Linked DNA regions of Homo sapiens: all the other regions are linked to region 1. A link is an interaction called in ENCODE POLR2A ChIA-PET data of the cell type or tissue named here. Cell type or tissue: PC-9. All regions are shown on one strand. Region 1 has its middle 25 kb from the start of PDLIM3. Region 2 has its middle 25 kb from the start of CCDC110. Region 3 overlaps SNX25 (sorting nexin 25).

Region 1 (2,500 bases):
GATACCTAGAGCTGTGTCACCAAGAGCTGTGACACCAACAGCTGTGTCACCAAGAGCTGTGATACCTAGAGCTGTGTCACCAAGAGCTGTGATACCTAGAGCTGTGTCACCAAGAGCTGTGACACCAAGAGCTGTGACACCAACAGCTGTGTCACCAAGAGCTGTGATACCTAGAGCTGTGTCACCAAGAGATGTGACACCTAGAGCTGAGTCACCAAGAGCTGTGACACCAAGAGATGTGACACCTAGAGCTGTGATACCTAGAGCTATGTCACCAAGAGCTGTGTCACCAAGAGCTGTGACACCAAGAACTGTGTCACCAAGAGCTGTGATACCTAGAGCTGTGTCACCAAGATCTGTGACACCAAGAACTGTGTCACCAAAATCTGTGATACCTAGAGCTATGATACCTAGAGCTGTGTCACCAAGAGCTGTGTCACCAAGAGCTGTGACACCAAGAGCTGTGATACCAAGAGCTGTGACACCAAGAGCTGTGATACCTAGAGCTGTGTCACCAAGAGCTGTGACACCAAGAGCTGTGATACCTAGAGCTGTGTCACCAAGAGCTGTGACACCTAGAGCTGTGAGACCAAGAGCTGTGTCACCAAGAGCTGTGACACCAAGAGCTGTGATACCTAGAGCTGTGTCACCAAGAGCTGTGACACCTAGAGCTGTGACACCAAGAGCTGTGTCACCAAGAGCTGTGACACCTAGAGATGTGACACCAAGAGCTGTGATACCTAGAGCTGTGTCACCAAGAGCTGTGTCACCAAGAGCTGTGACACCTAGAGCTGTATCACCAAGGCTTTGGCCTCAGGGAGTTTTATTATGGGATGTTCTTGGCTGAACATGAGCATGAGGGAGCATCAGGAGTACGGAGTCCATTCAGTCCCCTTGGCCACCCCAGGGAGGCAGAGAGGCTGGTCACTGGGAGACCTGAAGGTGCAGGGTCCAGCCTCAGGACGAGAAGTACTGCCGTGGGCTCACAGTCTCCATCTTCCGAGAGAACTCTGAGGGCCTAACTGTGACATAAAAGCCATCACCTGAGTACCAGTGTGTTAGGCTGTTCTTGCATTGCTATAAAGAAATAACTGACACTGGGTAATTTATAAAGAAAAGAGGTTTAATTGGCTCATTGTTCCGCAAGCTGTACAAGCATGGTGCTGACATCACTTGGCTTCTGGGGAGGCCTCCGGAAGCTTTTACTCACGGCAGAAGGCAAAGCAGGAGCAGGCATTTCACACGGTGCAAGTAGAAGCGAGAGAGAGAGCTGGGCAGGAGGAAGTGCTGCACACTTTTAAATGACCAGATCTCATGTAAACTCAGAGTGTGAGCTCACTCATCACCAAGGGGACAGCCCAAGCCATTCATGAGTACCCACCCCCATGATCCAAACACCTCCCACCAGAGCTGGGTGAGGCCTGTGACTGCCAGCTTTCCCCCACTTCCCTGACAGCCTGCATGACTCAGCAGAGGCAGACATAATCCTCCTAGGTACACAACTCCAGCGACCTGGGAATCTCACCCCCATCCCCCACAGCAGCCACAGCAAGGACTGCCCAAGGAGAGCCTGAGCTCAGACATGCCTAGCCCTGCCCTCACCTGAGGGTCCCTCCCTACCCACCCTGGTAGCAGAAGACAAAGGGCATATAATCTTGGGAATTCTAGGGCCCCGCCCACTGCCAGTTCCTCTACACACTACCACAGCTGATGCTTTCTGGAAAGCACCACCTCCCAGCAGGAGGTCAAACAGCACAAAAATAGAGCATTAAACCACCAAAGCTAAGAACCCTCACGGAGTCCATTGCACCCTTCCCCCAGCCCCAATTGCCACCTCCACCAGAATAGGGGCTGGCCTATTCTTCTCTCCCCGTGGCTGAGAGACCCATAGACGGTTCACATCACAGGACTCTGTGCAGACAACACCCAGTACCAGCCAGGAGCCGGGTAGACTCGCTGGGTGGCTAGACCCAGAAGAGAGACAACAATCACTGCAGTTCGGCTCACAGGAAGCCACATCCATAGGAAAAGGGGGAGAGTATTACATCAGGGGAATACTCCGTGGGACAAAAGAATCTGGACAGCCTTCAGCCCTAGACCTTCCTGTGACAGAGCCTACCCAAATGAGAAGGAATCAGAAAACCAATCCTAGTAATATGATAAAACAAGGCCCTTCAACACCTCCCAAAAATCACATTAGTTCACCAGCAATGGATCCAAACCAAGAAGAAATCCTTGAATTATCTGAAAAAGGATTCAGGAGGTTAGTTATTAAGCTAATCAAGGAGGAACCAGAGAAAAGTAAAACCCAGTGCAAGGAAGTCCAAAAAACAATACAAGAAGTGAAGGGAGAAATATTCAAGGAAATAGATATCTTAAAGAAAAAAACAATCAAAAATTCAGGAAACACTGGACACACTTATAGAAATGCAAAATGTTCTGGAAAGTCTCAGCCATAAATTGAACCAGTAGAAGAAATTCAGAGCTCGAAGACAAGGTC
Region 2 (2,500 bases), 63 kb after region 1:
ACTTTTTTTTTTTTTTTTTTTTTTTTTTTTGAGATGGGGTTTCGTTCTTGTTGCCCTGGCTGGAGTGCAATGGTATGATCTCACCTCACTGCAACCTCAGCCTCCCGGGCTCAAGCCATTCTCCTGCGTCAGCCTCCCGAGTAGCTGGGATTATAGGCGTGTGCCACCACACCTGGCTAATTTTTGTATTTTTAGTAGAGACGGGGTTTCACCATGTTGGCCAGCCTGGTTTCGAACTCCTGACCTCAGGTGATCCTCCCGCCTCGGCCTCCCAAAGTGCTGGGATTACAGGCATGAACCACCACACCCGGCACCTTTTTGTTTGTTTGAGACAGAGTCTCACTCTGTCATCCAGGCTGGAGTGCAGTGGTATGATCTCATCTCACAGCAAACTCTGCCTCTTGGTGAGATCTCAGCTCCCTGCAACCTCTGCCTGTTGGGCTCAAGCAATTCTCCTGTCTCAGCCTCCCGAGCAGCTGGGACTACAGGCATGTGCCACCACGCCTGGCTAATTTTTGTATTTTTAGCAGAGATGGTCGTTTCACCATGCTGGCCAGGCTGGTCTCAAACCCCTGACCTCAGGTGATCCACCTCCTTCAGCCTTCCAAAGTGCTGGGATTACAGGCGTGAGCCACCGCGCCTGGCCTACCAATTGACCTTTTAAAGCTAATTCGAATGTTATGTGTGATTGATTTGAAAACAAAGTACCTATAAGAAGTGGTTATCTCATTGAAATTACTTTCTTTCAGATTTCTTAGTAATATTATCAATCATTCATTCATTAAAAACAACAACAAACAAACAAAAAAAAATAAAATAAATAAAATTAGGCCAGGCACGGTGGCTTCCGCCTGTAATCCCAGCACTTTGGGAGGCCGAGGTGGGCAGATCACGAGGTCAGGAGATCGAGACCATCCTGGCTAACACGGGGAAACCCCGTCTCTACTAAAAATACAAAAAAATGAGCCGGGCATGGTGGTGGGCGCCTGTAGTCCCAACTACTCGGGAGGCTGAGGCAGGAGAATGGCGTGAACCCGGGAGGCGGAGCTTGCAGTGAGCCAAGATCGCGCCACTGCACCCCAGCCTGGGCGACAGAGCAAGACTCCGTCTCAAAAAATAAAAAAAAACATAAAATTAGATATTAACATTAGCTTTTTAAAATCCCTGAAAACTTTGTCTAAGTATGCAGAGAATGTCCAAGAAATGTCACCATGTCATAATTTATGAAAACCCAAAGCACAATTCCATTATCCAAATTATTCAAAAAATAATACAATATCAAAAATCTGCTTGCTACTACATCGTTAAGTATCGCAATTGCATAAATAGATTTTAAATTAAGATTATAGTAAATACCAAATGTTTACTTTAGGATGAAAATTACTTCATTCATGTATTTCTTTGATTATTCATCTTGTGAAATAGTGAAATAGTATATACAGGTTATCCATTTCTGCACCAAGAGCAAAATTATCTTGTAAGTTCGAGAACTACTTCTCAGGAAGCCAAATTCCTATTCCACCTCATTTTCTAAGGTATATGAGTTGAAAAGCACAAGTGTGTGTGTGACCATTGGGTACAGACAGCAAGGTGGGCACATATCTGTGGTCCATTCAAGCACTGAGGATATGCAACAGTGTCACATGCAGGAGCCTGCGCTCTGTGCAATTATGCCCCAGGCACCACTTCGTTCCGTGTTGCTCAGCCCACCTCTTCTTACATCTATGGCCCCAGTGACTGCTCTCTGAGTTCCCAAAGCTCCCAGCCATCACCCTTCTAGAGCACTGCTTCATCCTGCAGACCTTTTACTCCCTTCATGAATATACTTGATCCTGATGGCAATTCCTCCGATTAATGCTTGCTCTGCCAGCTAATCCAATAGACTAAAGCATGCTAATAAGTACTAATAATTTTCTTTTCTTTTCTTTTCTTTTTTGAGATGGAGTCTCGCTCTGTCACCCAGGCTGGAGTGCAGTGGCTCAATCTCTGCTCACCGCAACCTCTGCCTCCCTGGTTCAAGTGATTCTCCTGCCTCAGCCTCCTGAGTAGCTGGGATGACAGGGGCGCACCATTACACCTGGCTAATTTTTGTATTTTTAGTAGAGATGGGGTTTCACCATGTTGGTCAGACTGGTCTCGAACTCCTGACCTCAGCTGATCCACCTGCCTCAGCCTCTCAAAGTGTTGTGATTACAGGCATGAAGCATCGTACCCGGCCTAATAATTTCCTATTGCTCTCATTTATGTCAGATATTTGTATTTTGTTCCAGAGACAGTCCTTTCATGGAGAAGAATGTCTTCAATTGTAGGAATTCTAGATAATTAGTTGGGCGGTGGCAGGCCATTAGGTGGCTCTCAGATGACCTCATTATTATGAACAGGAACAAAATTAATCACAGGTTCAATACGCAATTCAGCTATTTGACTTTACTCTGTTTAACCTTCCAGATGACACCAGAAATTGATATCCTTTTCTGAATAATGCAAGTTATTTCAACAC
Region 3 (2,500 bases), 200 kb after region 1:
AATTAACAGCCAATATCATAAATAGGAGCAATGAAAGCATGCATGATTTGCTGACACTGAAAAGGAAAATAGATTAGCAAGTCCTGAGTCCTGAGAAAAAGAAGGCCATTTTGGGAATTTCTTTTAATTACAGGTGCATGCACCCACCATGCCCAGCTAATTTTTGTATTTTTAGTAGAGATGGGGTTTTGTCATGTTGGCCAGGCTGATCTCGAACTCCTGACATCAAGTGATCCACCTGCTCCGGCCTCCCAAAGTGCTGGGATTACAGACGTGAGCCACCGCGCCTGGCCTTTTTTTGGGAATTTCTTTATCTAAGGCTTGTCAATACAAAAGAGATTTGTTTGCCTTAGACTAAAACAAAAAATTAAACAGGCCATTTTTTCTGAGTAAAACAAAAGCCTATGATACTTAGGTCAACTAAACAAGCCTCTGACGGGCAACTAAAACTTTTTTTTTTTTTGAGAAAGGGTCTTGCTGTTTCATTCAGGCTGGAATGCAGTGGCTCATGGCAGCCTTGACCTCCTGGACTCAAGCAGTTCTCCCGCCTGAGCCTCCTGAGGAGCTGGAATCACAGGCATGCGTGTACTACCACACCTAATTTTTTTATTTTCTGTAGAGACAGGGTCTCACCATGTTGCCCAGGCTGGTCGTAAACTTCTGGGCTGAAGCAATATGCCCGTCTCAGCCTTCCAAAATGCTGGGATTATAGGCATGAGCCACTGTGCCCAGCCAACTAAAACTCTTTTTTTAAAATCTTAAGTAGAAGTAAACTTTGTTTCTGACCACAAGGAAAATATATTCATTGGCAAATCAATAAAAAAATAGCAAATGTTCTTTACAGTGTTTCCTATTAAAATTTATAAGCTTTATATGGTAAAACTATTATACTAATCTTGTACAAATGTCTGACCACTAAATCTTTCACTTGGGAAAATCTGATAATTTCATCTTAAAACTTATTTTGTTATATAAAAAAGTGATTTTTTTTTAAATTTCTAGACGTTGACTCATATTCCTATTCTGCAGGAAATCATAATGTTTATCTTGTGAACAATTCTGGGTATAGAGTTACCATATAAAAGATCTTGATAACAGTACTTCCAAATTCCAGGCACAGAGATGAAGCAGGCACCAGACCAGGGGGCCAGGTTAGGTCAGCTAACGGGTCTGGTGACTTCAGACAAGCAGTTGATCTCTTTGGTTCCACTTCTTCACCAACAAAATGAGAAGTGAGACTAATCGCTAGGACACCCTTTCAGGCCTAAACCGATCTAAATAATTCTATTCAACTTCTATTGGCTACATGACTTTGCAGTTATGAAAAATTCCAATAATTTCTTAGAAACTAATAATAATTGACTATATTAATTGAGTTCTCAATAACAAACCCAGGGCTTTCATAAATGCATGATCAAAATGTGGATCACTTTTTATGAGCAACATTAGAACACTCAGTGAAAGACTGGGATACATATATAATGCCTTTATGTATATGGATAATATAATATAGTTTAGAATAGACATATGGCTTGTAACAGTGCTAGATGACAGGGCCACACACACACCCCAGTGGATACGCAGATATTAACTAACAAGAAGAGTTAGCACTTCAGTGCTACACAACTGTGAAAACCTTAATACATGGTCTGTATTTTCCTCTAAGTAAACGCCTGCCATGTGATGCTCATCCTACTTGCCTTCTGGCTTAGAGTCTGAACCTTAAACTGATTCTCATTATTTGACATAAAAACATTCTACTCAAGATACTCAAACTCGTCGTCATGATTAAAGGGGAGCTCTACAGAGTACAACCTCCTGACCCTCGCCAGTCAGAGTGTGGAAGTAGCTCAAGCTTTTCTTATCTAACTTGCCATATGCATTCTGTGGGAGAAATTCTTTTAGAAATCGACTCTCCTATCCAATCTTAGAATCATATCAGAAACGAAAAGTGAGAGAAAATTAAAGACTTTCAGTTAAATGACTGGCTGCTAGATCATAAGGTAATTTGACTGTCAAGGCAAAAGAGTAGGGCATGGATCCAAATATTAATTTCATACAACTCACTTGTTGATGGTTCTTCCAAAAGTGACCTGAACGAGGGCAATTAATGTTCTTCTCACCCATTTAAACACTGAAACAGAAACCAGAGGAAAACTTTTTATCACAGGGCATCACAATTTGGGACATTTTCATAGCTGTACAAAGCATAAATCTTACCACTTAAGATGATTTCAGTCCTGCCATCAAGTCATGGCTATGACATCTGCAGAATTTGGGTTTAGGTCAGGAAAACTCTTCTGACTAGGCTTTCATTTTCTACCAAGCAACTGATGAGATGAAAGCAGAGTTTTTACAGTGTTTCAGTGCCTCCCAACAGCTGAGCTCGCAAGCGGAAAGAGTGCTTCATCTGTCCCTGGGCTATTGACAACGTGTCTGTTTTCCACCACCACACAGTGTAATTCCTATTTTAGATTTCTGTCTGGCTTGCTGAACCCAC

The links. ChIA-PET counts read pairs that join two places held together with the same protein. Peaks named below come from ENCODE experiments on the same cell type or tissue, not always from the same donor. Only the 100,000 strongest peaks of a DNase experiment are listed, where the experiment ranks them.
Region 2: POLR2A ChIA-PET joins it to region 1 with 10 read pairs; 4 of 35 experiments call an interaction of 5 or more read pairs at or near these places.
Region 3: POLR2A ChIA-PET joins it to region 1 with 16 read pairs; 2 of 35 experiments call an interaction of 5 or more read pairs at or near these places.

The regions. Positions count from the first base shown.
Region 1 is chr4:185,558,981-185,561,480 of GRCh38, reverse strand. No RefSeq gene overlaps it. Among named protein-coding and RNA genes, the nearest start is that of PDLIM3, 25 kb to the right of the region's middle. RefSeq lists enhancers at 1,213-1,262, 1,413-1,462, 666-1,510, 1,503-1,622, 1,511-2,357. In PC-9, no CTCF peak of the experiment used is centred here; a DNase peak (open chromatin) is centred at 1,410; H3K27ac peaks cover 1,824 bases.
Region 2 is chr4:185,495,509-185,498,008 of GRCh38, reverse strand. No RefSeq gene overlaps it. Among named protein-coding and RNA genes, the nearest start is that of CCDC110, 25 kb to the right of the region's middle. In PC-9, no CTCF peak of the experiment used is centred here; no DNase peak of the experiment used is centred here.
Region 3 is chr4:185,357,305-185,359,804 of GRCh38, reverse strand. It overlaps SNX25 (sorting nexin 25), which reads right to left. Exons shown (of 19, transcript NM_001378034.2): 16 at 2,068-2,134. Among named protein-coding and RNA genes, the nearest start is that of LRP2BP, 37 kb to the left of the region's middle. In PC-9, no CTCF peak of the experiment used is centred here; a DNase peak (open chromatin) is centred at 1,074; H3K27ac peaks cover 1,127 bases.